Linked DNA regions of Homo sapiens: region 1 is linked to region 2. Evidence: chromatin loops called from intact Hi-C (ENCODE). Cell type or tissue: endothelial cell of umbilical vein. All regions are shown on one strand. Each heading gives the region's core, and the rest is flanking DNA. Links, peaks and the distances in the headings are about the cores only. Region 1 overlaps PITPNC1 (phosphatidylinositol transfer protein cytoplasmic 1). Region 2 overlaps PITPNC1 (phosphatidylinositol transfer protein cytoplasmic 1).

Region 1 (14,993 bases), core at 4,114-12,113, 75 kb after region 2:
TTCCTTACATCAATCTGTATGGGAAGTCAAACCACATTCAGAAACTGCCTTATTGATTACCTAAAGTAATTATTAGAGGCACTGGAAATATTCAAAGCCTGTGTAATCACAGCCTACTCTCCAGTTAATGTGGAAATGAGAAAGTTGCTCAAAGGGGAGTTAGAGTCCACAATAATTATTATCACTAAGCAAAGATAGTGTAAACATCCATCTATCGACCACTGGTGTGCTTTGGCTGGTGGTTATGTTGTCTGTGGGGGATGAGTGGCAGACAGGCCAAAAAGGAGGCGTGAGGCTTTAGCAGTTAAGGTCCACAGTTGCCAGCAAGAGAAACTGAGTCTCTTGAGCAGAAAGGACATTTCATGGAAAGATGTTAGGAGCCCTCAGGATCATCTGGAGGCTTAAGAGTGGGCAGAAATCAACAGCCCCATGATGACAGCCATCTTTAAGTAGAGCCAGATGGCGTCATTCTGCCCTCATCACCCCCTACCTCTGCTGCCTGCAGCCATCAGCACCGCAGCTGCCCTGAGTAGATCTGAATTGTCCTGTTTTTCTTTCCACCACTTGTTCCAAAATCCCAAACACAAGTGTCCCATTGGGTTCCCAGACCAAGCCCTGGGCTACCAGTGAATGGGAGAAAGGAACTGCTAAACCGTTTTCCAAAGTGGCTGCACTGTTTTATATTCCCACCAGGAATGCAATAGGGCTCCAATTTCTCCACATAATCACTGACGCTTGCTATTGTTGTCTTTTTGATGATAGCCATCCTAGTGGGTGTGAAGTGGTATCTCGCTGTAGTTTTCATTTGCTTTTCTCTAGTGACTAATGTTGACCGTCTCTTCATGTGTTCATTGGCCATTTGTATATCTTCTTTGGAGAAATGTCTATTCCTTTGCCAATTTTTTAATTGGGTCCAATGTCCGTTGAAAATGCCATTTATCCTTTTAATACATGCCTCTCATTTCCCAGAGATTGTGGGGTTGCTTCATCTTCTGGCCCCCTCCTACAGCATCTGACATACTGTTGATATATAGTACATTATGATGGTTGCCTAATATATTTGGTATATGAGTACTAATGCATTAGTACATTTACATTAGTACTAATACAATAATACATTGGGTAATTAAGAGGGAATCTCGCTCTGTCACCCAGGCAGGAGTGCGGTGCTGTAATCTTGGCTCACTGCAACCTCCGCCTCCCAGGTTCAAGCGATTCTCCCGCCTCAGCCTCCTGAGTAGCTGGGATTATAGACACCTGCTACCACGCCGGGCTAATTTTTGTGTTTTTAGTAGAGACGGGGTTTTGCCATGTTGGCCAGGCTGGTCTCGAACTCCTGACCTCAGGTGATCCGCCCACCTTGGCCTCCCAAAGTGCTGGGATTACAGGCATGAGCCACCACACCCGGCGTGTGCTTGGGCTTTTGATCCAGTTCAGTTAACCAAGTAAGTAGTATGCCTTGACACGTCTTCAAAAATCCTGGTTACAACTGGCATCCAAGGAATGGGGGCATGATACTAATCAAATTCTAGAATAGTGATTCTAAATAAAACCTGTCACCCAGAAACATATGAAGGTGGACTTTTCTTTTGTCACCTTTTCTTTTCACTTCGTCGCTAGCATCTCTCGGATCCCTTCCCACTGAAGCCCAGGAGGGGAGGGAATGGGGGTGGGGGTGGAGGGGCACTGGAGAAAAGATGGAGGCTATTTTTAGGCTTGTTTTTCAACCATGAAGTGTCATGTTCTTCACCACCCTGGCTGCTGGATTAATTAGGCTGTGCTGGCAGCTGCCAGTCAGGGAGGGTTGCCAGCTTCTAACGGTGATTCCGCCTAATGCCTGAATTGATTTTCAGGGAGAGAACATTTTTCCCGCTACATGGCCCTTGCCTTCCACGGCAATGTCTCCTGGCCTCTGATGGCTTTGGGTAGGAGAGGATAAAGCTTTCATAAGTCATGAACTCTTTTTTAACTGATGGGCTTGCAAAGCTACCAGCTGGTCCTTTTACCTAACAGCTTGTTGATAGAACCTTGTGGTCATGGCTTGGGTCTCTCTTTCCCATTTCTGCTTCCTGTTCTCCCAGATCTTCCCCAAAATAAGCTCAGTGCCCAGAACTTGTGTGGCTTTGGGATATTCCACTGCCCGGGCAACAGGCAATAGAGACAGCATCAGAGACATAGACTCTGACCAAATAGCTCATTTTCATGCTATTTTTCCAAGAATCTCTATGGTGATTGTTAACTTCTAGATATACAAAGACAATATTTAGTCATTAAAAAAATACTTATTGAGGCCGGGTGTGGTGGTTCACGCCTGTAATCCCAGCACTTTGGGAGGCTGAGGCAGGAGGATCCCTTGAGGCCAGGAGTTCGAGACAAGCCTGGGCAACATAGTGGGACTCTGTCTCTACAAAAACTTTAAGATATAGGCAGGCGTGGTAGCACACTCTTGTAGTCCTAGCTACTCAGGAGGCTGAGGCAGGAGGACTGCTTGAGCCCAAGGGTTCAGGGTTGCAGTGAGCTATGATGGCACCGCTGCACTCCAGCCTGGGTGACAAAGTGAGACCCTGCTTCTAAAATATGGGTCTCCCAGCACTTTGGGAGGCCAAGCAGGCAGATCACTTGAGGTCAGGCGTTTGAGACCAGCCTGGCCAACAAGGTGAAACCCTAGCTCTACTAAAAATACAAAAATTAACCAGGTGTGGTGGCATGCCTGTAGTCCCAGCTACTCTGGAGGCTGAGGCATGAGAATTGCTTGAACCCAGGAGGTGGAGGTTGCAGCGAGCTGAGATTGCATCACTGCATTCCAGCCTGGGTGACAGAGCAAGACTCTGTCTCAAAATAAATAACATAAAATATGGGTCTCTCTATCCATTTATTCATTTATTTTTATTTTTTTACCAAAATATATAAGCTGCTGCCCATGCTATGTTTGAAAGATGGCTCCTTATCTAGTAATAGCTGGTCAAGTTACTTGACTATGTGAATATTAGACTGTATACATAGTCTATACATATATATATACACACACATACACAGACGGAGAGACAGAAACACCTGCTGGGCATCACACACCGTTCTAGGTGCTGGGGTTGCAATAGTGAACAGAGCAAACATCCCTGCCCTGGTGGGACTTGCATTCCACTCGGGAGTGACAGTGCACAATAGCCATAATAAAGAACAGTATATTGGCCAGGTGCGGTGGCTCACCCCTATAATCCCAGCACTTTGGGAGCCCGAGGTGGGTGGATCAAGACCATCCTGGCTAACATGATGAAACGCCATCTCTAGGAAAAATACAAAAAATTAACCGGGAGTGGTGTCCCGCGCCTGTAGTCCCAGCTACTCGGGAGGCTGAGGCAGGAGAATCACTTGAACCTGGGAGGTGGAGGTCATGCCACTGCACTCCAGCCTGGGTGACAAAGTGAGACTCCATCTCAAAAACAAAAACAAAAACAAAAACAAAAACAAAACAGTATATCGTCTAGAATATATACTTTTATATAGTCTGTATACTTATGTATATTACATATTATTTATATAGGGAGACTATATATGTATATATATATATATATATATTTAGAAGGTGATAAGTGTTATGGAAAATAATAGAGCACATGGGGTGCTTCCTTCCAACCTTTCAGTCCATGCTATCCTATTCTGTCCCCATCTGAGTACTTAAGGACTTGTGAGGGACTCTCATGCTACCGGGCCCCTCTTCCCTGTGCTCCTGTAGGAACTCATAGAAACAGAATGTTTAGGCCTGGTTGGGATCTCAGAGGTTTTCCAGGAGGCTTTCCACCTGGGTTCTGCCTCACTGCTGATGGATGATGGTGTGTCCTGTGTCGCCTTGCCAGGGGCTTCTCAGCACACTGTCCACATAACCCTGATGCTGTCCAAGCTGAGCCTTCCAGGAACCTGCAGGAGGCAGGCTCCTTTTCCCAGAATCCTGACACAAACTGTCTTGTTAAGCAGGGAGGTCGGGGGTGGGGCCCGTGAGTCCAAGTTCAAGGAACTTGGTTTCTGGCCAGTCCCTGCCGGGGAGGCCCCGGCAGCCTTGCCTCCCACAGCTGATAACTCTGGTCCCGAAACTGCTCACTTCCCTACTGCCATATAAACAATTACATTAAGAGCACAAGTAAAAGACCAGCCAGAACAATCACTTAGAAGAGTAACTAAATGAATCAGAGCAGCTGGAGAAGATATTTTAAGACCCCAGAAATCACTGCACATAGAACTGGATGGGGGCAATTGATTATGAATCAAACAGATGTCAATTGCCAGTTTTAGTACAAGAAGGAAACAAAAGGTCAGTATATTCCTCCTGGACTATCTTGTGAGAAATGAGGATATGAAGGTAGCAGAGTTCTATTTAAAATGAGCTGCAGTCATTTCAGCATAATCTCAGTGCAGAACATGGCAGGTTTTAGGTACGCTGTTGAGAAGAAAATTCCAGGACTGTCTTTTCTGCTGGGAATGTTCAAGTTCTGGTAAAGGCCAGGTGCACTGGCTCATGCCTGTAATCCCAGCATTTCAGGAGGCCGAGATGGGAGGATTGCTTGAGCCCAGGAGTTTGATTCCAGTCTGGGCAACATAGTGAGACCCCATCTCTACCAGAAAATTTAAAAATTAGCTGGGTGTGGTGGTGCATGCCTTTAGTCGCAACTACCAGGGAGGCCAAGGCAGGAGGATCACTTAAGCCCAGGAAGTCAAGGCTGCAGTGAGATACGATCATGCCACTGTACTCCAGCCTGGGCAACAGAGCGAGACCCTGTCTCAAAAGAGAAAAAGAACAAAATAAAATTTCTAGTTAAGACCACCGTAATTCTGACCCCTGTTGAGAAAATGAAATTAGACTCTATTTAGACACGTTTGGCCTAATGATGTTCAAAACCTCCTGGAGCCAAAGCCCAAGTGAGCATACATTGCAATGTGAGATCAGGTACCAGGGGGAGTTTTGAATTTTGTGATCATAGGGATCGTAAAGTACCAGAAGCTTCTAATGGAGGGATGATTTAGGTTCTGCTCCAGAAGCTCTTTATGAAGTAGGTAAACACCCATAACCTGAGACCAGTTCAGATTATGCCTGCCCCTGAACCTTCTTATTAAATCAGTTGTGATTTCGGGAACCTTGGGGAATTTATGACATGAGAGATGATCTGCCAGGGTTCAAAACCTTGTTGCTGCTGATGCTTTGGGCTGGATCTTTATTTGCTGTGGTGGTGGGGGGCGGCTATCCTGTGCATCATAGGAGGCTGAGCCGCACCCTGGGCCTCTCTCTGCTCAGTAGATGCCAGTAGCACTGCCCACCCCACCTCGCCTCTGTTGAGACAACCGAAAATGTCCAGACATTGCCAGGTGTCTCCTGCAGGAGGCAAAATCTCCCTCTAGTGAGAACTCCTGTTCTAGGGTGACCAACCATCCCAGTTTGCCTGGAACTGAGGGATTTTCTGGCAGGTGGGACTTTCAGTGTTAAAACCAGGGAAGTCCCAGGCAAACCAGATGAGTTGTCCACTTGGCTGTGTCATTGATATGTTCTATTTTATACCAACGTTTAAAAGTAAGAACCCGGGCTGGCCATGGTAGCTCATGCCTGTAATCCCAACACTTTGGGAGGCCAAGGCGGGTGGATCACTTGAGGTCAAGAGTTCGAGACCAGCCTGGCCAACATGGTGAAACTTTGTCTCTACTAAAAATACAAAAATAAGCCTGGCGTGGTGGCATGCACCTGTAATCCCAGCTACATGGTAGGCTGAGGCTGGAGAATCGCTTGGACCTGGGAGATGGAGGTTGCAGTGAGCCGAGATTGTGCCACTGCCCTCCAGCCTGGGCGACAGAGCAAGCCTCTGTCTCAAATAAATAAATAAAGTGAGTAAGAAACCAAAGCTTTTGAAAAGTCTGTCTTTGGGAGGCATTGACAAGGCATCTGGGGGAATATGATGCTGCTTGTGGTATCATTTTGCCCCTCTTTTTCCTCAATGTCTCTAAAGCCTGAGCCCTGGTGAGATGGGCCATTGGAGGTTTGATCCTAGCCCATAGACCAAGGAGACTCGATTCAAACTTGCTGCCTTTCTAATAGAGAGGCTCTTGTTTGACACTTAGAGTGAGCATGAGTGACAGACTTTTTCTTGGAATTGTAGGCTGTGTGACAGTATACATCATGAAAGTGACAGCAACAGTGGGGACTAATTTAATTCCATTTTCCTTTGCAGGCCCTGATAAATCATTGCTGCAGGGAAAAATAAATTTTACTTTCTCAGACAAATGATTGGAATAATGATGTGCTGTGAGGAAATCGGGGGCTGAGAGAAGATCTGTTGGTGGGCTTAAAAGTATTTAAATAGCGCATCATGGAACTTGTTGCAAATACCTCTCGCGTCTGGCCTGGAAAATACCAGAAGGAACCTCCTTTCCAGACTGATTAGAAGAGTTCAGGCCGGGCGCGGTGGTTCATGCCAGTAATCCCAGCACTTTAGGAGGCCGAGGCGGGCGGATCACCTGAGGTCAGGAGTTCAAGACCAGCCTGGTCAACATGGCGAAACCCTGTCTCTATAGCTTGAACCCAGGAGACGGAGGTTGCAGTGAGCCAAGATTGCGCCACTGCACTCTCGTGTGGGGATAGAGCGAGACGTCTCCCAAAAAAGGAAGAAGAGTTCCATAAAATATCAGCTATCTTGACTAAATGATCGTGGTTTTTTAGGCCATCTCAATGGAAAAGGTCATTGATTATCGTGCTGCATATCCTATATAAGTTGGTGGCTGAAACAGCTAAAATAGATTCTAGAATCTGGGGTCCTGAGGGACCATTTACAAATAGAAAAAGTCTCGACTTGGATGGAAAATTGCCAATAATTTTCACCTCCCTTCCAGAAAATGACTGTGGCTCAGGAGTATAGTTCTGCTGGGAGGCTTTTAAATTGCTATAGGAAATGAATTACGGGGCGAGGAGGTACTTGGGCCCCGGACTACTACTATGCATGAGGATTGGAGTGAATTTGAGGAGGGGTGCAATGTAGATGGAACCCCTGCCCACAAGAGGACAGTGGAGAAGGGGCTTTAATACCGTAGGGAGACATATGCGCTTTGTCTAAGCTAAACAATGCCTGGCTTACGTGAGGGAGATTCTCCAACCCTGAGTCAGTCCATTAAAAGCACAAGAAAATCACCTGCCTGCAACCAGAATCCACATCTTCCCACACTACCATTGGCATATTGCGCTAGGGTGTGGGGGCAAACAGGAAGGAACCAGGGGAAGTTTTGCTCATGACCATTTCCTGCACGCGAGCCAGTGTAATTTTCCCACTGTCAGCGTCACCTGAGTTGCACTCCAACTTCGGTGATGGATGGAATACATCATCAGCGAAAGCTATAAAAACCCCATCCTTTTGAGCAGCGTGAACGTAAGGGAAATGAGCAGTTACTGCAGAGAGGATTTTATAGGAGTGAAAAATTCTGCATCAGAGCAGCAAGAAGGATTGTTATGTGAATGATCAAACTGCTTCTGCTGACTCCTCAGAGCCCGCCTAAGAGCAGGGGCCTTCATCTGACACTCACTCCACTTCCGGGGAACTTTGCTTTCCTATTTGTTTTAACCCTGATTAACAGCGCAGAGCTATGGGTTAGGTCCGGCCAGCCACTGAGAGTCCATCTTTGTGTTTTCAAAAGCCAGGCCTGGTTACTGTCAGAAATAAGAGAAACAACTGGAAAAGACAGGCAAGGTACGCAGTATTTTACGGGCTCTGATTGTCATTTAGATTTCGCATCCAAGAGGGGTTTGAGACTTGGGGTTCTGTTAGCTCCATGTCCCTTCCAGCCTCCTGGTTCTATCAGCTTGGAATTCAAAACCGCTTCTTGATGTTTCTTATTTCCAACATGTAGCTAAGTTGCTGAGAGTATACGTCGTCTTCCTGGATCCGATCGACTGCTAGGCATGAGTGGCCCAGACACTTAGCTATAGGCCCCAGAGTAGAAAAGTAGCAAATGGTAGCCTCTGGAAGGACAGAAACACTTGGTTATCGGGCTGGAATAAAAATGAAATCATGGGCCGGGCGCAGTCGCTCACACCTGTAATCCCAGCACTTTTGGAGGCCGAGGCGGGTGGATCATGAGGTCAGGAGATCGAGACCATCCTGGCTAATACGGTGAAACCCCGTCTCTACTAAAAATACAAAAAATTAGCCGGGCGTGGTGGCTGGCGCCTGTAGTCCCAGCTACTCAGGAGGCTGAGGCAGGAGAATGGCGTGAACCTGGGAGGCGGAGCTTGCAGTGAGCCGAGACTGCACCAGTGCACTCCAGCCTGGGTGACAGAGCGAGACTCCGTGTCAAAACAAAACAAAACAAAACAAACAAAAAAGTGAAATCATGCAGATGTATCTTAAGGAATAGAAATATTACATATTTCAATATAATATTTAAGGAATTAGCTGGGGCTGCACTGTTCTCTAAGTTTTGCCTCTGAAGAAAAACAAAACATTGCTTTCTGGTTTGCAAAAGACCCTGGGACCTGTGCCTTTTGAGAATTTGTTTTCTGCAAATGACTGCTCCAGAGGAACAGCTGTGTCATTTTATTGGCTTTCTAATAACTTTCCGAAACAAATTGCTGCAAATTAGGTGGATTAAAACAACACAGATTTATCCTCTAGCAGTTCTGGGGGCCGGAAACCCAAAATCAAAGTGTTGTTTTCTTCTGGGGAAACTGAGAGAGAATCTGTCCCGGGCCTCTGTCCCAGCTTCTTGTGTTCTTTGGCTTGCAGCAACATCATTTCCATGTCTGCCTCTGTCCTTGCATGGCTGTCCCCTCGGTGTGTCTCTGAGTCTCAAATCTCTTTCTCCTTTCTCTTATAAGGATACCAGTCATTGGAGTTAGGGCTTACCCTAAATCCAGGATGATTTCATCTTGTGATCTTTAAATTAATTACATCTGCGAAGAGCCTATTTTCAAATCAGGTCATATTCACAGTTACTGGAGATTAAGATGTGGATCCATCTTTTGGGGCAGACACAATTCAACCCACTACAACTGTATTTTGTTGCTCTTCCTATCTCTAAGTTGCTGCTCTCTGTTGGTTTTGTCCATTTTCAAAATGTCACTTGTATGAGTTGCTTAGGCTGACATCTATCTCTAAGATTAGCTTCCTCTCCCTGCCAGTGTTTGGGCTTAAACATTCCGTGATACCACTCCTAGGAGGCAAAGGTCAGGCTGGCCAACCCTCCAAACATGGAACCCTTCAGGCCCTGAATTCTCATGTCTTTGCAAATCCAAAGAGGACAGGCTGACAGTCTGATGGAGTCCCCCACCAGGCTGTAGCCTTCTGTCTTTACACATTTTGAGAGCACTTGAATATGCACGGGAAAAAGTTAACTATGACAAAGACCGAAGAGATGGGGAAAGGGCAGCTGTGGAGAAAAGAGATGCCCCAGAATCCCCCTGATTTCTCCAGCATTTTATCCAGAAAGATGTGGTAGTGTGGTGAGACTCTGAACAGACTCCAATTGTCTTTTTTCTTTCTTTCCTCTTAGCAAACTGCCTAGTTGGGCTAGAGCTGTTGTCCCCAAAATATTTTATGTGACAGAGAAGGCTTGGAACTATTATCCCTACACAATTACAGGTAAGTCCTTAGTACAACCATATGGCACATGTAGTGAGTGCAAGGACATAGCATAGTTGAATTTCACTGATTTACAGTGGATTATCCAAGCAGGGCCTTGTGGGAGCCCCGTAGTATCCCTCTTTTTTTTTTTGGTTTCTTACTTGTAGGTTATCAACACTTCTAACACAGACACAGAGATGGCAGGTGACAGGGGGGTTAAGCTAAGCCATTCCATCTTCGTTCTTAGAGTTACAATAAATAGTTTACGGAGGGCCAGGCGCAGTGGCTCACTCCTGTAATCCCAGCACTTTGGGAGGCCGAGGCAGGTGGATTACGTGAGGTCAGGAGTTCGAGACCAGCCTGCCCAACATGGTGAAACCCCGTCTCTACTAAAAATACAAAACCAGGAGGTGGAGGTTGCAGTGAGCCAAGATTGTGCCACTGCACGCCAGCCTGGGCAACACAGCGAGACTCCGTCAAAAAAAAAAAAAAAAAAAGCTTATGGAGAAGGAAGGTGAAGATCTTTATAGAGACATTTCCAGAGGTTTTATGATTCTTATTTCCCTGTTTCCTCAATAATTCCCAAGTAATTTAGGGGTATAATTTGTCTGTAAACAAGTTGCTTATTATGACTTGTTTGTTTTTACCACTCCAAATTTTGACTATACTTTGTATAAAAGATTCTATTGGATCTCTCTTTGCCCCCAGATGACTTCCTTTGCTATTAGATAATATGAAAATATTTAAGGTCAGTCTCCCTCTCACTTGCAATGCGATGACAATAAACTCTTTGTACTGAATACTGTCCTAGAAACTTTGGCCAAAAAAACTCAGAAGGTTTGGTTCCTGCCCTCAAACACACCAAAATTTGAAATCCCACCTCAACGTCATCAATAACAAGCTCTTCTTATTGGTTACAAAAGCTGCTTTTCCACTTAAAAGATTTCCTTTGTGGTTAATGAAATACTCTACTGGAATTATTAGTCTTTCATTTGCTTTTATAATGCCAACTCTTTGGTTTTTAATTAGCCACAAGCCTATAGGCTAATTGAATCTTGTCTTACTGTTCTTATCTGCCCAACCACATAAGTATCATGAAAGAATTTCAGTGCAACACGGAGACATTCAGTATTTATGAAAGTTTCATTAGGACATCTTTTGTAATTATAGTTCGTCAGTATTTGTTAGTTCTGTGGTTTTTATATTGCATATAAGCATGATCTAAATCATCTTTTGTCTCTTTTTTCTTTCCTCTCTTCTTCAAATGAACATGTGGAAACAGAATACACAGTAAGTTCCATTTAATTATTTTTAAACATTCTGTCTATGATCAGTGGAGTAATTGGAATGTCTCTTGTATTACTTGTCTTATCAATGTAATAATTAAAAAGGGGAATAATTCCAAGTCAGAAATATTTAAATGTAGGCTATTGCATCGTTATATATAATGCAATAATTTGAATGTTCTCATTTGTTCAAGAATGTGAATCCTAATTGAAATCGCCTTGATAGTCACTTTACGTAATCAGCCTTTGCTTGTAATTTTTAAATAGCTTGACTGCTTTGTTGGTGATAGTTCACTATAATAAAAGAACAGTTTCTAGCAACGTGATATTAAAGAGATGATGGTAGTTATCGATGGAAGGTGGGGCTTTTACTCATGGACTGTGTCCTGATTCCTTGTTGGAGAAGCTTGAAAGTGAAGAGGCACATGTGCAAACTATTTTGCACAACAGAGATCTGGGTTGGGCAGTCGCTGTGGCTTGATAAAATTTCTTCTTCTCCTAAGAGCCTCTAGGGTTATTACTTAGACTGAAAGAAAAAAAGACAGAACCTATAATATCATTGTGTTGTGGTATTTTCATTTAGATCATTTTCCCAAGCAGCTAACAGGTCAACCTATCACAACAAGAAAATAGTTTATGATTTTTTTTTTTTTTTTTTTTTGAGATGGAGTCTCGCTCCATCACCCAGGTTGGAGTGCAGTGGCACAATCTTGGCTCAACAGAAACTTTCACCTACCGGGTTCAAGCAATTCTCCTGCCTCAGCCTCCCAAGTAGCTGGGATTACAGGTGTGCACCACCACGCCCGGCTAATTTTTTTATTTTTGGTAGAGATGGGGTTTCACCATGTTGGCCAGGCTGGTCTCGAACTCCTGACCTTAGGCGATCCGCCCACCTTGGCTTCCCAAAGTGTTGGGATTACAGGTGTGAGCCACCACACCTGGCTAATAGTTATGATTTTCTGAGCTGTGTTAAGAGTTGAGTTTTTGGGTTCAATCCAAATAGCCAAAGGATAGAGAGGTGGTGAGAGAAATGGAAGAAAATGATTTGTCATGCCCTGGGCAGGAGCATAGTACCCAACGCATCGTAGGTGCTCAATCAATAGTTATTGAATGACAGAATGAACACACAAATTCTAGATAGATAAATGGTCCCAGCACAGGCTTTGGCGTCAGAAAGGCTTGGCTGTCCTCTGGTTTTGCCACTCACTGCCAGAATTCCTAAGCGACTGGCTCCCAACTGCCAGTTCTTGAATTCACACTGGTCCTCGACTATGTTCTCACCAGTCCTCTGCAGAATGAAGAAAAAACAGGAATAGTATTCAGAGATTTTCATAACATTAAATTTATTTCATCCAAAGTACTGTTGGTAATTATATCCCATCATACTCGGATATTAAAATATCTTTTCTTTTTTGAAATGATAGGAATATATATAGTATTTCCCCCCGCAATGTCCCTAACTTTGAAAAAAGAGGCAATTTTATGGCAAAATGCAAATGTAAAATTTTAGAAGCAGGGGAACCTTTGCTCTAGAATGAACATCTTAACTTTTCTGAACCTGTTTCCTCTTTTCTGAAATTAGAATAATCCCTCCTTCCTAGAGATGTTAGCGGAAGGATTCAGTGGTCTACCCTTGGATTGGAAAACATTGTCTTTAGAGGGTCATATTGTAAATGTTTTCTGTTTTGTGAGTCATATAGTCTCTGACACTGCAAGAGCAGCCTTAGATAGTATGTAAACAAATTAGCATGGTCATATATGCCCAGGCAGCGGGTCAAATTTGTCCCCCAGGCTACTTTGCCAACGCTAAATATAAAGCTGTTAGCACACTGCCTGTATACAGCAGGTAATTAAATGATTCCCTACCACCAACACTACCCCCTAGTTCCATTGCTTCTGGCAACTGCATAATCATCAAGAGGTAGACTTTGGGCCGGGTGCAGTGGCTCACACCTGTAATCCCAGCACTTTGGGAGGCCGAGGCAGGTGGATCACTTGAAGTCAGGAGTTCCAGACCAGCCTGGCCAACATGGTGAAACCCTGTCTCTACTAAAAATACAAAAAAAAAAAAAAAAAAAAAGGTAGTTGGGTGTGGTGGCGGGCGCCTATAATCCCAGCTACTTGGGAGGCTGAGACAGGAGAATCATTTGAACCCAGGAGGCAGAGGTTGCAGTGAGCTGAGATCACACCACTGCACTCCAGCCTGGGCAACAGAGTGAGAGTCCATCTCAAAAATAAAAAATTAAAAAATTAAGTCAACGGTCATTTATTAGGCATCAGTGAGGTACAAAACATCATGCTAGATGGCATAACTGAGCAATTATCTCTGTCATTTGGGGTCACAATCTGGTTGGAAATAGCTGGACATTCCAGTCAAAGCCTGGCAGTCATCAGCAAGTGCTGGGCTTTTCTGGAGGCAAGAGGGGACTTAGCCAAGGAAACAAGCTGGCCTCAGACCTGTCCACTGGGCTGGATAAGCTCTGAACTGAGCTGCCAGCAGAGATTCAGACCTCAGCAGAGGGCAGAATCAATGACTCTGGGGAATCCAACCAGATAAAGCAGTTGCAATGTGAAAAGAAGGGTGCTGGCCTCTGCATTGGGGCCTTGAGTTTTGGGGACAGGGCTACAGTCCCCAATGTGGGAGACAGGAAGAAAAGTACACAGCACTCAAGGAGGTTACTCAGTATCATGGTGCTGGGGAGATAAGGTTGTCAACCTTAGTAAGTGAAAATACAGAATGTCCAGGTAACTTTGAATTTTCAGATAAACAGTAAATAATATTTAGTATAAGAGTGTCCCACATGTTGCATGGGACATAATTATGCCAAAAGATTGTTGTCTCATATTTTGTCTGGCAAATTTATGGGAGAGAGATGGTGGTGTGGAAGAACTGGTCTCAGAGACTCAAGTACAAAAATCAGTTATGAGAACAGGGCACACTGATGGGCCAAGGGAAGGGAGGGGTCCAGAAGTATGTAATGTGGGAACCCATCCTGCAATTGACATGCCATAGGAACTCTAAGGTCAGACCAGAGATTCAGCCATCTGGTCTGAATCTCTGCTGGCAGCTCAGCTCAGAGCTTGTCCAGCTCAATGGACAGGTCTGAGACTAACAGTCAAATGCACTGATGGGACCACTCCAAGAGCCTTCCTGCCTCAGTTAGGATTGGCTCAGGAGGTGGAATGGAAGGAGCTAGGCAGAGTTCGGGAAAATTAAGTGGTAGCAGATGAATACATAACTGTCAGCATTTTAAGGAAGAACTGTGTTGCATGTAAGTGTTAGAGCTGAAGTGCAGACAGAGGATTGTAGGAAGGAGAGAGGGATTCTGCCAGGGAGAAATATGAGGAGGTTTCTCAGAGAAGGTCGCATTTGGGCTGGACCTGAAGGGACAGTACAACTCCCCCTGCAGAGGCCTGTTCTGTGTTAGCTCATGTTGCTCTAATGAAACACCACAGACTTGGGGGCTTGAGCAGCAGACATTTATTTCTCACAGTTGCAGAAGCTGAAAGTGCGACTGGGTTCCTGGTGAGGGCTGTCTTCCTGGTAAGCACGTGGCCATCTTCTTGCTATGCCCTCACATGGCAGAGACAGAGCAAGTTCTCTGGTCTCATCTTTGAAGGGCACTAATCCCATCATGAGGGCCCCACCCTCGTGACCTCATCCCTACCTGATTAGTCCCAAAATCCCATCTCCAAACACCATTGCACTGGGGATTACAGCTTCAACATAGGAATTTGGGGGAGACACAGTTCGGCCCATAGTATGCTCCTTCCAGGACCAGTGGGCAAGTGATGGAGGTGGATCCTGGCCACCTGGACACATGGATGGAGGGCAGGTCGTGGTGTTTTCAATGTCAGGTCAAGGTCTAGATTTAATTCTCTGTGAGGAGGTCACATTGTTCCTGGCTAGTTCACTTTTATTTTCCATCCCAAATATAGGACAGCTTTTCTTTCCATCTCCCTGGTGACAAGGGGATCCGGATTTTTCTCTCTGGCTCTAGTGCAGTCCTCCGGGCCCACAGTGTGCGGTTTGAAGCTGCCACCTCTTGACTCAGATTCAGCCGTGTTCTCACGCTCTCTGTCCACGACAGCCCTGGTGGCAGAACCCACCCTTGACTCT
Region 2 (14,993 bases), core at 28-8,027:
TGGCTGCCCTGGGACACATTGGAAGAAGAATTGTCTTGGGCAACACATAAAATACATCATTAACACTATGACAGCTGTTGAGCTAAAAAAAAAAAAAAAAAAAAAAAAAAAAAAAAGGACCGGGTGCGGTGGCTCACACCTGTAATCCCAACACTTTGGGAGGCCGAGGCGGGTGGGTCACGAGGTCAGGAGATCGAGACCATCCTGGCTAACACAGTGAAACCCCATCTCTACTAAAAATAGAAAAAATTAGCCGGGCGTGGTGGTGGGCGCCTGTAGTCCCAGCTACTCAGGAGGCTGAGGCAGGAGAATGGTGTGAATCCAGGAGGAGGAGTTTGCAGTAAGCCGAGATTGCACCACTGCACTCCAGCCTGGGTGACAGAGGGAAACTCTGTCTCAAAAGAAAAAAAAAAAAAAAGGTCTGTGCATAAATATCATAATGTTTTAAGAAAGTTTATGAATTTGTGTTGGGCCACATTCAAAGCTGTCCTGGGCCACGGGTTGGACAAGCTTACCGTCTATTCATTAGAAGTGAGTCACTCAGGGGAGGGAGATTAGGCCCTGCCTCCTACAGGGAGGGGTTTCAAAGAATTTGTGGACATATGCTAAAACCAGCACCATAATTAATGTGGTATTTTTTTTTTTTTGACGGAGTCTTGCTCTGTAGCCCAGGCTGGAGTGCAGTGGCCTGATCTCGGCTCACTGCAAGCTCTGCCTCTCAGGTTCATGCCATTCTCCTGCCTCAGCCTCCTGAGTAGCTGGGACTACAGGTGCGCACCACCATGCCCAACTAATTTTTTTGTATTTTTAGTAGAGAAGGGGTTTCACCATGTTAGCCAGGATGGTCGCGATCTCCTGACCTCGTGATCCACCCGCCTTGGCCTCCCAAAATGCTGGGAATACAGGTGTGAGCCACCGTGCCCGGCCAATTAATGTATTTTTATTATTTTAAAAGTTATTCTTATTTTTAGAGATAGAGTCTCACTATGTTGCCCATGCTGGTCTTGAACTCCTGGGCTCAAGCTGTCTACCCACCTCGGCCTCCTAAGTGCTGGGATTATAGGCGTGAGCCACTTTACCTGGCCTGCTTGTTTTTTTGAGACAGAGTCTCGCTCTGTCGCCCAGGCTGGAGTTCAGTGGCACAATCTCGGCTCACTGCAAGCTCCACCTCCTGGGTTCACGCCATTCTCCTGCCTCAGCCTCCCGAGTAGCTGGGACTACAGGCGCCCGCCACTACATCCGGCTAATTTTTTTGTATTTTTTTAGTAGAGACGGGGTTTCACCGACCTCGTGATCTGCACGCCTCAGCCTCCCAAAGTGCTGGGATTACAGGTGTGAGCCACCGCCCCCGGCCCTGGTGTGCTTTTTAATATTTTTTGGAGATGGGGTCTTGTTATGTTTCCCAGGCTGGCCTTGAACTCCTGAGCTCAAGTGATGCTCATGCCTCAGCCTTCAGAGTAGCAGGCATTACAGGTGCATGCCACCTCACCTGGCTAATAAATGTTTTTGGAGGGATGTGTTGAGCCTATGCAGGTATCCTGTTTCCCCTTAAAGTTTGCCCATGAACTTAACATTCCTCAGTGGACCCTGCCTGCAGCTATTATTACTGTAATGTTCTCCTGGTGATTTTCTATTCTCCCATGCCTTCTGCCTTTATTACATGGAATTCTTCTGTAAGGGAAATTTGTTTCTTCTCCAGGTATTTGTTTATCTATCCTCTCATTTATTTATATCAGTGTGGACTCACAAGTACTTATTTTATTCTCTGGGTGAGAGATGTTTTTAAGATGGGAAAATGGACTACTTTAAGTTAACCTAACTGTGAGCCAGGTAGCAGGAGGTGTGGGGAGGAGGAGCATAGATGCTGGGGGAGGAATGGGCGGTGGATGGAGCGAAGTTCCTAGGAAGGTCAGTGAGAAGGAGATCCGGAGGTGGGGGTCTTGGCAAAAACAAGGGACACCCTGTTCCCACAAATGGGTAAGAGGAAAGTTTGGGAGGGTCGATTTCCATGTCAGGAAGGAGAACTTGAAGGAGTTCCAACTAATTAGCTTTTGTCTTCTCCGTCAAGATGTTTTCTGTGACGACAATGGGAAGTTGACTTTTGGAATTTTAATTGTCTTGGCCAAAATTCCTGGCCTCTAGAGTAACGTTTCTCAACCTCAGCCCTGCCGACATTTGGAGCAGATAATTCATTGTTGTGGGAGCCGTCTTGTGCATTGCAGGCTGTGTCGCAGCATCCCTGGCCTCTACCCTCTAGATGCTTTAGTGCCCTCTCCTGTTTCCCCAGCAGTGACCACCAAAATGTCTCCAGGCAGTGTCAAATGTGCCCTGGGGAGCAAAATCGCCCCATGCTGAGAACCACAGATCTAAAATTAACACACACAATTCTGGCAATCCGTAGGATTCTTCTTCTCTTTATTTTTATTTTTTTGTCTCCCTCTGTTGCCAAGGCTGGAGTGCAGTGGCATGATCCATAGCTCATTGCAGCCTTGACCTCCCGGGCTCAAACAATCCTCCCACCTCAGCCTCCTGAGAAGCTAGGACTGCAGGTGCACACCACCATGCCCGGCGGCTTTTTTTTTTTTCTTGAAGAGGGGGACTCACTGTGTTGCTCAGGCTGGTCTCAAACTCTTGGGCTCAAGCAGTCCTCCTACCTCAGCCTCCCAAAGTGTTGGGATTATAGGCATGAGCCACTGCATCCAGCCCACGGGATTCTTGACCATTACTTTGAAAGACTAAGATGATGGCATTCACCTATTAATTTTCTGCAGAAAGAGCTAAGCTGCTCTAGTGTGAACACTCAACGTTGACGCTATGGATGAGGGAGGGCCCTGCTTTCTTGGGAATAGCGGATGGTCCTTTCAGCACACAGCACAGATGAATGAAGAGGAAATGAAGTTCTGGTTCGCAGAGGGTCTTTGGTTCTGAAAAGCGTTGCCGTGGTTCTAGCCTTCCTCGCGGTGGAGGGTGTTTTGCTTTCTGCGCGGTTTCTGTGTGGGCCGTGGGAAGCAACTTGATTGTTATCACAGTTGGGGACACAGCAGCTCTTCTCATAGGTTAATTTCTGAAAGCCCATTTGTTCTAAATCCAACGTGACGCCTACCGAGCTGGGTACAACATTGGTTTGTTTCATAAAACAGCCCGGGGTGTTTGGGACTCTTACTCCTTTACAACTCTCATTTGACTGTCCAAAGATGCTTGCACTGGGGCCTAATTTTCTGTCACCTTCCCTACGTTTTTAACAAGACACTGCCATTTCAAACATAGCGAACACGACAGATTGAGGAACAAGGCCAAGGCAGAGGCTGCGACGACCTCGTACAGCCGCTGATGCCATCTGTTGGTGGCTGGCAGAACTGATGCCCTTTGCTGCGAGGGAGCTTTGTTTATTGCACAGAAAGTTGAAAGTTGGCAGCAGAGAACCTTGTTACCACCTGGGAGGATAGGATTGGCAGGATTAGGGAGGACTGGAAGGGGAGGGAATGCGTGTTTGCTTTGTAGGTTGTGCATCAGTAAGCACAATCAGGATTCAGTGCCAGGAATCCATAGTTGAAACAATTTTAGGAGGATTTTTCAAGGTTCTGGCTGGGATGCCATGGGGACCTCCAATCCATTTCTCAGTCGACTGTCAGTTAAGGCATTGGGCTGTGGGAAGTTAACAGAGCAACAGAGCGGTCTCTAACGTAAAAAAACCCCAGTGTCTCCCATAGAGCTAGCATGCAGTCCTTATTTGTGGAATTTGATATTGAGGGACAGTATTAACTCCTCACTCTAATCAAAGAAGCTATGATAATATGATGCAAAACAACTATTATATTCTATCCCCTTCCAAAGTGCTTTCAAAGACTAAATTTGTCTTGATACCAATCCATTTATACCAACACATCCCCACATTTCTGATGATGAAACAGATTCCTAGAGACTAAATTTCTTTCTTTTCTTTTTTTTTTTTTTTGAGATGGAGTCTCGCTTTGTCACCCAGGCTGGAGTGCAGTGGCACGATCTTGGGTCACTGCAGCCTCTGTCCCCCCAGGTTCAAGTGATTGCCCTGCCTCAGCCTCCTGAGGAGCTGGGATTACAGGCATGCACCACCATGCCCGGCTAATTTTTGTATTTTTAGTGGAGACGGGGTTTCCCCATGTTGGCCAGGCTGGTCTTGAACTCCTGACCTCAGGTAATTCACCCGCCTTGGCCTCCCAAAGTGCTGGGATTAAGGTGTTACCCACCACGCCCGGCCTAGAGACTAAATTTCTTAGGTCCATATGTCTGCTTGATAGCAAGAGCTGGAATTAGTTCAGCCAGTGGGTTCTTAACTCTGGATGCATATAAGAATCACCTGGGAAACAAAAAAAAATCTTAGTGGTTGGCTTCACTCTCAGATATACAGATTTATTTTTTAATTTTTGTTTATTTTTTTGTAGAGATGGGGTCTCACTATGTTGCCCAGGCTGGTCTTGAATTCCTGGGCTCAAGCAATACTCCCACCTCCACCTCCCAAAGTTCTGGCATTACAGGTGTGAGCCACTGTGCCTGGCCAGATATATGGATTAACGGGGCCGGGCCAGGGCTGGGTCCTGGGCTGTGATTCTAACCTGCTGCCTGGGGTTGAAGCGCTTCTCCTCCAGGTGTGGTCCATGAACCAGTCGCATCAGCATCACCTGCGAGCTTGTTAGAAATGCAGAGTCTCAGGCCCCACCCCAGACCCTCTGAATCAGAACCTGCATTGCAACAAGGTTCTCAGATGATTCCTGTGCATGGCGAAGTTTGGAAACTCTGAGTGTTGCTTTTGAGATCAGACATACAGTGCTATCCATTGGTGTCTGTGGAGGATGTCTTATTTGTTTATTTATGAGACAGGTCTCTGTCACCAGGGCTGGAGTGCAATGGCATGATCGCAGCACACTGCAGCCTCTACCTTCTGGGCTCAAGGGACCCTCCTGCCTCAGCCCCCCAAGTACCTGAGACTACAGGTGTGTGCCAACACACCCAGCTCTTTTTTTTTTTTTTTTTTTTTTGAGATGGAGTTTCACTCTTATTGCCCAGGCTGGAGTGCAATGGCACAGTCTTCACTCACTGCAACCTCTGCCTCCCGGGTTCAAGCGATTCTCCTGCCTCAGCCTCCCAAGTAGCTGGGATTACAGGCATATGCCACTACACCAGCTGATTTTGTATTTTTAGTAGAGATGGGGTTTCACTATGTTGGTTAAACTGGTCTCGAACTCCTGACCTCAGCTGATCCACCCATCTTGGCCTCCCAAAATGCTGGGATTACAGACGTGAGCCACCGTGTCCAGCCTGCCCAGCTCATTTTTATTTATTTATTTATTTTTTGGTAGAGACAGGGTCTTGCTATGTTGCCCAGGCTGGTCTTGAACTCCTGGCCTTAAGTGATCCTCCACCTCAGCCCCCCAAAGTACTTGGATTACAGATTACAGGCATAAGCCACCGCATCAGGTCTGTTTAATTTTTACCATTCAGACAGCACTCAAGGCCTAGTGTGAGTGGCCTCCATCGAGGGCCCTGGGCTTCCCTCTACCCTGAGGGTTCCATGTGCCTCCCAGGTTGAAGCCATGAGAGAGTCCAGAACTACCCCCACCCCAAAAAAAGTCTTGCTCATGGCCAGCTGAGTGTTCCACAGCCCTTGATTTCTGGGTGTGTCATAATGTAGTCACCAAGTCAGGCCTGTGGGCTGCCTCTGGGTCCTTCCTGTTGAGAGTGATGGCATGTCACTGCTGGCTTCCCCGAGGATGAGAGGTTCAACTTGTTTGGTTCGGCCCCTAAGATTCTCTTACATTACCTCTAGCTCAGACACTCTGCTTGTATTGGAAAACTGGGAGGCAGTGCCTTTTCCTCTTTCTTCCTTTCTGAAATAGAAGGTACTCAGTAGATGTTGGATTTGGAATATTGGAATGAAATGAAGGCTGTGTGGGCCTCTGGGCAGCCTTTGGTGTTAGAAACAGGCTTCATCCCTGCTGGACTTGAGTTTCAGTTGAGGAGCTCCTATCTGGGCAGCACTCTTCACCAGCAAAGGCTGTCCGTGGTCTTTTGAAAAGAGATCTTTTTTAGTTCATTTCTTAAAATCCAGTGCTATATGAGAGCCAGTCTGATCTTTTCTAAATCTGTACTTTCATTTTGGGTAGCGCCTAAAAGAGACACAGCAGTCCCTGTTCAACCTCTTTTCGGGAAACCAAGAGCCTTGGCTGCTTATTCATCCCTTCTCTGCCGTTTTCAACAACAAACCCCCTTTGATGAAAGACCATTCTGAGACAGGCTAGAGCTGGTTCCCCTTTTATTTCTCCTCTTTTCCAAGCTCCCCTCTGCCACCTCCTGTATCTCTTCCAACCTTCCTCCCCCAAAGAAAAACAACAACAAACCAAACTTTGAAAAAACAAGGGAGGCTTGTCCCCATTGGTGAAATCCCTTGAAAGGATGTCACTGAGAAAGGGTCTCTGTGGCCCTCTTTTTCCGCAAGCGTTGGGAGGTCTCTGAGGATCTGACCTGGGGAGACTGGAGCGCTAATTATACGCACAGAAGCCATTCATTAGTTGCCACTAGCAAGAAGACTTGGCCAATGCTCACTCCTCTGAATTCAGAGGTTTTGAAAGAACCCCAAACTGAGCCTGCGACTTTCTTCAATCTTTTTTTTTTTTTAATATATATATATTTCTTTCTTCTCCAGCCTCTCTGTTCTCCTCTGTTGCCCACAGCAACCTCAGCAGTTGGTACCAGCACAGAGTGGAGAGGGCAGGCCAGGTTACCTCGGTGTCAAGCAATCATTACTGAGCAATTCACCAGAGCCTCACAAAGAAACAGATTTCTCTGAAAATCTCCCGATCCAAACCACCCCCAATATTTAACCAGCAACTCCCCAACCCTACCTTTCCTGAGAGGTCCGTGTTTTCTAGTACCTGAGCAGACAGTTATGAGCCACTGCCTCCCTGCCTTTTTGAGGCCTTTCTTTACCAACAATGCTTTGTTAACTCTTTAACACACTTTCCTGATGTTCACACTTTCTGCCTACCACACACACGTCCAGTAGAGACAGACAAGGGGGAGAATTAAATGATTAGCCAGCAGCTGCCCATGAGGAACAGGCAGTCAGGCCATAGGTTTTTCCCTTTTCCGCTTTACCATGAGACAGTGCTTTGTCAAAAGGAAGTGCCAAAGTTGTCATGGAAATAAATCATTAGCTAGATTGAGCTATCTTTAATTTGGGCGGGAGTCTGCCATTAATATGTCTAAATCTCAGTTTACAAATGAGCACTTGATGACTTGATTCCTGACACTTATTCTTGTGATTCTTTTGAATCTCAATTAGTAAGACTTTCTTTCTCATAGAATGCCATACGGCTTCTTGGAACAAAGGACAAACGGGTAGAATGCTTGAAACAGACCAAATCAAAGATTATGATTTTTTTTTCTGAAGGGAAGAAAAAAATAAAATTGGAAAAATAAAAATAAGGCTTATCATGATATCCTGCCGTCTGATTTCTAAAAGTACAGTTCCTTTAGGTTCTAAGGACTGGCATGTTCTTTGTGATATTTGTCAATGACATGTGAAATGTGCTCTGAGTAAAGGCATTTTCTTCTGCAATGTTCATTTCTATTTCAATGGTCTGCCTCAGTACTTTTCTTTAATTAATACTGTTTATGCTCACTGATGAATAATTCAGAGTTGTACAAGCAACAGATGTCAGCGGATTCAAAATGACTTTCCCTGAATTATTTATTATTTCCAAAAAAGTAACAGGTTTGTTGAACAAGTAATTGGCAACACAGATGTAGATCAAGGTTTGTCAGCAGGCAACAAGTTTCACTACTGTTTCCCCTTTTGTGCATGTTGATAACCAGGATGGCATTGTCTAGGAGCGGGGGTCTGCCTGATACCACTGCTTAGGGAGTCATTGACCCATCCTGTTGCTGACTTGGAGAGCTGGAACCTTAGTTGGTTTCCAGGTTGTCTAACGATGAAACATGAATGGAAATTCATCCAAAAATGTAATTAATGAATGTAGGCTTGTAAATATCTCGCAGACAGAATGACTTAATACAGGTGCCCAGAAAGAGGGAACATCTTTGTTTGCAGGGATATGTTAAGAATAGAGACCTAGAAGAAAAATAATTTGACAGATATGTAAAGGTTTATGTATAAGAATGTTCTCTGCAGTGCTGTTTATGACAGAATTTTTGCAAGGAGACAACTCAACGTCCAACAATGAAAGACTGGTTAGATAAATTCTGGTAGATCCAAGCAGTGAAATATTATATCACCACTGTAATGATATATATGTATTTTTGATCTGGAAAAATGTCAACATATTAAATAAAAGATGATATTAAGTGAGAGAGTCTATAAACCGATATGGCTTATTTCTGTAGGAAAATACATGTATGTATTTTTTTTTGTAGGCATAGGGAAAAGTCTAGAAGGAACTACCCCAAAATATTAATAGTGGTTATTTAGGGGTAGTAGGATCCAGCATGACTTTTCTTCTGTCTCACATATTTTGCCATCATTTTCACTGTAAGTATGCTTATGTTATGAATCTCAGTTAATACGACTTTCTTTCTCATAGAATGCCATACCTCTTCTTGGAACAAAGCACACATGGGTAGAAGGCTAAGCTGCTGTAACAAGAGATCCAACAACATTGTGACTTAAAGAAATAAATCTCAGGCTGGGTACTGTGGCTCATGCCTGTAATCCCAGCAATTTGGGAGGCTGAGGTGGGCGGAGCACCTGACATCAGGAGTTCGAGACCAGCCTGGCCAGCATGGCAAAACCCCATCTCTACAAAAAATACAAAAATTAGCTGGGCGCAGTGGTGCACGCCTGTAACCCCAGCTACTTAGGAGGCTGAGGCAGGAGAATCCCTTGAACCCAGGAGGCGGAGGTTGCAGTGCGCTGAGATCGTGCCACTGCACCTCCAGCCTAGGCGACAGAGCGAGACCTGGCCTGCCTTGTTATCTTCTAAAGAGCCAAGTCTGGGTGCTGTCGTGAGAAGGAAACATGGGTATGGAAGAGGCACAACTTGCCGTCTCAAGGCCCTGGTCCAAAAGTGGCCCATATCACTCCTGCTCCCAGCCCTTAGCAGGGACATAGGCACATGGCCATACTCCACTGCCAGCTGCAAAGCAGGCTGGGAACAAAATCCTTACAGGCATTTATGTGACCAGCAATAGCTCTGTGCTATGGAGAAAAGAGAAAAGGAATTTTGCTGGGACAGCTTTCGGTCTCTGCTAAATTTATTGATTGATTTTCAAATTTTTTTTAGATATGAGGTCTTGCTTTGTTGCCCAGGTAGGTCTTGAACTCCTGGGCTCAAGCGATTCCCCCACCTTGGCCTCCCAAAGTGGGATTACAGGCATGAGCTACCATGCCCAGCTGCTACTAAATTTATTACCCGTAAAATAAAAATAAAAATAAATTTAAAAAGGAAGTTGAGTTTTGATTCGATGTCTTCAGAGGGCATTTCCTTTTGGAATTAATCATACAGAAGATGTATACTCTGAAGCAATTTGAAGATTTAAAAAAAAAAAAAGGAAAGGTATAAAATGTGGACACTGCCTTCCAGGGATTTACAGTCTGATTGAGAAACCGGACCAATAACAATTCGAAGTAGTATATGCAAAAGGCCAGAGAGTGTTCAGATAAGTGCAGAGGAGCAAATTGGCTAGGGTCATGGAATAAGGCTTAGATAAATTGAAAGGCTTGCAATTCTGCTTTGTTGAGCTACCAGGATTACTTGTACTTTTGGAAGAAATAAAACTATTTGTGTTTTGTGACATTTTAGGGTAGCGTGACCTCCCCTTACAACACAGAGGAACTGAATCATATTTTCCTACTGACTGACTAACAGTAATTTAAGACTCTAATTGGTCTTCCGTTAGCTGTCATTTATTGTAATTCTTTGTGAAATGCACATGATCTTTAACATAAAATATCTTGGAAGAGCTACAACTTAAAGGAAACTTGACTTGATAATGTAAAAATTATCTTTTAAATAATTTTTTAAATATATGGTTTTAAAGCTTTTTAATATGGTTATCTTGAGTAGGGTATTTCTAGGCTTATTTGGAAGGCAAACCAAAAAGCATAGAGAGTTTTTTTTCCTCCCTTGGATAGAAATTTTTCTGTCTTTAATAGATTAATGGTAATCATATAACACATTACCTCCTTCACAATAAGATCAAATTTTGCAAATCTTTTGCCTTGAATCAGATTCTTCAACTCTGGAGTTTAGGTTAGTAGAACCCAAAAATATGTTGTTTTATGCACAAAGCCTCGCAAAGTCAAGTGGTAGATTTTGACCTCTTCTTTAACCTACCCTGAATGTAGTCCCTTAAAACATGATGGAATCCACATTTGGTATTTCCCTGCTATTTCATGAGATGCAACAAAATGTTTCAAGGGAGACAGTAGGAACCATTTGGTGCTTTGGTGATCTTTTCAGGAAAATCTGGTTTCGGAAGCCCCATAAGGCGAGAATTATTGCAAATAAGGCCCAGATTTGAAAATTGCTGTTTTGCAAATTGTGCTTATTCTAGGAATAATGATTTCTACAGCTGGGAAGAACTTTAAAAATTGGGTGAACCAGTTGCCTGCTTTGACAGATGAGGTACTGCAATGCAGAGAGGTCAAGCTAGTTGCTGGGGTCACCTAGCTCATTTGTGACAAAACTAGGAACCGTGGGTCTGACTCAGTCCTCTGCCCTGCCGCCCTGTACCACAGTAGGCCTCTCTATATTATGCCGCTTGGTAGTCACCCACCTTGCTTCCTACCATCAAAAGGAACTTCTGGTAGAAACTCCTTTCACAGCCTCCTGATCTGCAGGAGTGATGAATTTAGCCTGGGATGAACTGGGAGTGGCAGAGCCATCTTTAAACCCCAGGTCCTTTCTGGATGCTTTGTTTGCAGAAGAGCTGCAGAGATCATGAGGGACATTTCTTGATTCATATTAATCAGAAACTCATTTGGGGCAGAATTTGAACTTGTAGCCAATTTTATAAGGAAGTTTCACAGCTAAAACCTCTCTGTGTTGTAAAAGGAGGTCATACTACCCTAAAATGTCACAAAACATTTTACTTCTTCCAAAAGTACAAGTAATCCTGGTATCCAGATAAAGAAGTTTTAATTTGTTTTTATTGGTTTACCTTGCCTCAGAGTTCTGAGTGTTGGATTTTCACTGTGACAACAAAAATAAAATATTTCCTGCTTATTGTAAAGCGGTCAAAGAGCTGAAAAGCAATACCATCTTTTAGAATGCATTTCTTACCCTTCTTTGATCAACATTAAGATGCGTTGCCACTCTGGGGTATGATTCTGGTTTGATCGTTGCAGTGTTTTGGAAAATGTTTGATGGCCTATAGGTTTATTGATTTCAAAGACTGTAAATCCATCTGCCCATCTATCCATCATTCACCCTCCTATCTGAGAGCAGTGTGGGAAGCTTCTACTGAAGTACCAATAACTTGGATTGGTAGCCTTCAAGCCCTGGGGGGACTTGGTAATTCCACACTTAAGTTTTTCTACCTGAAAAACATATAGCTCTTAAATTTCAAAATACAGCTTCGTTTATGCCTGAAGAGGAGAAGTTTCATAACGCAGCCAGCACTGTTGGTTGTCATGCAATAACCATTCTCCCTTCACCCTTGCTAACGTTTTCTTTCTTTTTTTTTTTTTTTTTGAGGTGGAGTTTTGCTCTTGTTGCCCAGGCTGGAGTGCCGTGGCATGATCTTGGCTCACTGCAACCTCCACCTCCCAGGTTCAAGCGATTCTCCTGCCTCAGCCTCCCAAGTAGCTGGCATTACAGGCATGTACCACCATGCCTGGCTTATTTTGTATTTTTAGTAGAGACGGGGTTTCTCCATGTTGGTTAGGCTGGTCTCGAACTCCCCACCTCAGATGATCCGCCTGCCTTGGCCTCCCAAATTACTGGGATTACAGGGGCGAGCCTCCACACCCAGCCTGTTAATAACGCTTTTCTTCATTCCATTTTCTTGCCTGTGAGATGTGCATAAGACCCAGCTCAGAGAGTTGTTGTTGGTTCCTACTCTCTAACTTTGCCTAATTAGATTTCTGTTAAGCTTGAGATCATTTATAGCCAACTTTTTCCATATTAAAATCATAAGCCTCTGTTGAAAGGTTTTGTTAGTCCAAATTGGAACCGTCTTGACTTCGCATCAAATCATTCATCTCTAGCTCAGTCGCCACATAAGCTTGTATAATTCTCTCAGGGCTTCTGTCATTGTTAATTTACATCTGACCTTGTTCTGAAAACTATTTAAGGCAGTGGAGCCCTAACTTAGAACTTGCTGGCTTTTAACTTTGCCAGTTGGTCTGGACCTGTGAAAATATTTATCCAATCCCCTAAGAAATCAGAGTAAAGATTTTCATGAAAACTTCTAGCCGGGCACAGTGGCTCATGCCTGTAATCTCAGCACTTTGGGAGGCCGAGGTGGGCGGATCACTTGAGGTCAGGAGTTCGAGACCAGCCTGGTCAACATGGTGAAACCTAGACTCTACTAAAAATACAAAAATTAGCCAGGTGTGATGGTGTGTGCCTGTAATATCAGCTACTTTGGAGGCTGAGGTAGGGGAATCGCTTGAACCCGGGACATGGAGGTTGCAGTGAGCTGAGATCATGCTACTGCACTCCAGCCTGGGTGACAGAGCGAGACTCCATCTCAAAAAAAAAACTTCCAAAACCATTTTTACATATTGGTTTATTTTGACTCTTGATCGTTGTGCCAAGAAAGTTGATTATGACTAGCGTTTCCATCTTACAAATAGGGAAATGGAAAACTCAGAAAGGTCAAGTGACTTCCCTGAGGTTGGTAAGGAGTGGTAGAGCCAGGATTTGAACCTGGGCAGTGTAGCCACAGGGTCCTCACTCTTAACCACTTGGCTAAACTGTCTTCATATACGTATGTATGCATGTGTTTGGTTCCCGGTGGTGATGCCATGGGGAGCATTTACCATGAGCGCAGTGGGAAAAGCATGGAGCATGCTGGAAGGCATGGATGCTTACATTTTCATTCCGGATTTGTGGATTTTGCACTAGGGTATCTGCTAGGCCATGAACTAGAATTGTGTACTGAGAGTCATCATTAGTTGGGTGATTTTTTTTTTTTTTTTTTTTTGACATAGGCACTGCTCTGTCGCCCAGGCAGTGGTGTGATCTTGGCTCACAGCAACCTCCGCCTCCTGGATTCAGGCGATTCTCCTACCTCAGCCTCCTGAGTAGCTGGGATTACAGGCACTCACCACCACCCCTGGCTAATTTTTGTATTTTTAGTAGAGATGGGGTCTCACCATGTTGGCCAAGCTGGTCTCTATCCACCCACCTCAGCCTCCCAAAGTGCTGGGATTACTGGTCTCAGCCGCCGCACCCGGCCAATTAGTTAGATCTTTCTACGGAAGAACAACTGACTTGCCAATTTAGTCTGTAAGATCAGGAGTTGAGGGACATTGGAACTACAGAAAAACATTATTAAAGATGACTCTTAAGATGTCAAGAGGAAAGAAAAATGACTTCTTCGGTCAAAAAAAGAGCAAAAGCTATCACGCTGTATGAGCCACAAGCTGAAGGCTGTCTTCTGGGGGCGGCTTAAATGCATTAGATTAGTCTGCAATGTGGATTAAGGGACCGTGGGATTTAATAACTTGCGTATTAAAGAATGGCTCTGCAAATGTTACCCTAACATAAAAATGTAAGCATTCTAATTGAATTTAGAAGCAATAGTATTAAAATTTCTTCTGGTGATGCTCCTTAGACGCATTAAATAAAATATCAAAAGTCACAATTGATTAAACTGAAACTTTAGCATGAGAGTTATTAAGCATTAAATTCTGCTGCTAGAGGTTTTTATTTTATTTTTTCCTGACATGTACTCAGAAAATTCTCCCTTTACATAATTTATGGTCATTCTGCTGTTTAAATGTGCCAAAAAATGTTCTCGGAGTTTTGGCAGTGTTTTGAAATAGAGTATATTATCTTAGTCTTGGGCTATATATATATAATGAACACTCAATATATATTGATGGTGGTGTTTTCATGAGTTGAAGTCTCGCTGTGGGCAAAGGAAGGAATAGGCTATTCTATTACATCTGATGCTTAGCCTGCCTTTAATGAGTAATGTAGAAAAATAGACCTCTTCTTCCTCCTATGGCAAGTCTGTATGTAGTCTTGCTAAGCTTGTGTCTGCCCACAAATCCTAATGAGAAGATGGCATTGATCGGAGATGGTAGCAAAGTACAGCTGGGATACTGCTGTCCATATGTTCCATGGTTCCAGAATTCCAAGGACTACAGACAGCCTTGTAGAAATCACAAAGCATGAGTGATAGTTATAAGCAAAGAGGTCTTCTCCTTTTTATCCAAGGACAAGCAAATGGCAGGGAGGCAGAAAGGTGACGTTTTGAATCTGTAGACACATAACGAGGAATGTGGTTGACTGAAAAGTGTCTATGCATTTAGGGCGGTGAGAGCAGACAGTTAGGGGCATCCAGGAAACCTCCTCCTCTCTTGCCTTTCAGGGTGTCTCCTGGAGTCCCGAGTGTGGCATGTTCTGCATTCAAGAGTATTGTGGAGGCCAGACGTGGTGAAACCCCATCTCTACTAAAAATACAAAAATTAGCTGAGCGTGGTGGTGCATGTCTGTAATCCCAGCTACTTGGGAGGCTGAGGCAGGAGAATCACTTGAACCTGGGAGGCGGAGGTTGCAGTGAGCTGAGACTGCACCACCGCACTCCAGCCTGGGCAACAGAGCAAGACTCTGTCTAAAAAAAAAAGAGTACTGTGGAATTCATTCTTATGTAGCTGTATGAAAAAGAAAACCAACATCATAAAATATGAGTACTAGTTTGAAGTCCATTACAGACAAATCACACCATTTTTATGTTAGACCACCCCAACCACTTCCCTTTTTTGTTTTTGTTTATTTTGACAGGTTCTCGCTTTGTCACCCAGGCGGAAGTGTAGTGGCACGATC

The links. A loop is a pair of places that touch in the nucleus more often than their neighbours do. Peaks named below come from ENCODE experiments on the same cell type or tissue, not always from the same donor. Only the 100,000 strongest peaks of a DNase experiment are listed, where the experiment ranks them.
Region 1: a loop joins it to region 2, with 2.2 times the contacts of the local background. A loop is called at or near these places in 3 of 110 quality-filtered maps.

The regions. Positions count from the first base shown.
Region 1 is chr17:67,542,741-67,557,733 of GRCh38, forward strand. PITPNC1 (phosphatidylinositol transfer protein cytoplasmic 1) reads left to right here. Exons shown (of 9, transcript NM_012417.4): 3 at 9,517-9,605; 4 at 10,870-10,877. Among named protein-coding and RNA genes, the nearest start is that of MIR548D2, 79 kb to the left of the region's middle. RefSeq lists enhancers at 12,809-13,310, 13,311-13,810. In endothelial cell of umbilical vein, for the core only: no CTCF peak of the experiment used is centred there; a DNase peak (open chromatin) is centred at 7,261; H3K27ac peaks cover 1,568 bases.
Region 2 is chr17:67,472,249-67,487,241 of GRCh38, forward strand. All of the region lies in intron 1 of PITPNC1 (phosphatidylinositol transfer protein cytoplasmic 1), which reads left to right. Among named protein-coding and RNA genes, the nearest start is that of MIR548D2, 8.2 kb to the left of the region's middle. RefSeq lists an enhancer at 5,475-5,664. In endothelial cell of umbilical vein, for the core only: a CTCF peak has its summit at 3,358 (motif pointing left); a DNase peak (open chromatin) is centred at 3,343; H3K27me3 peaks cover 155 bases.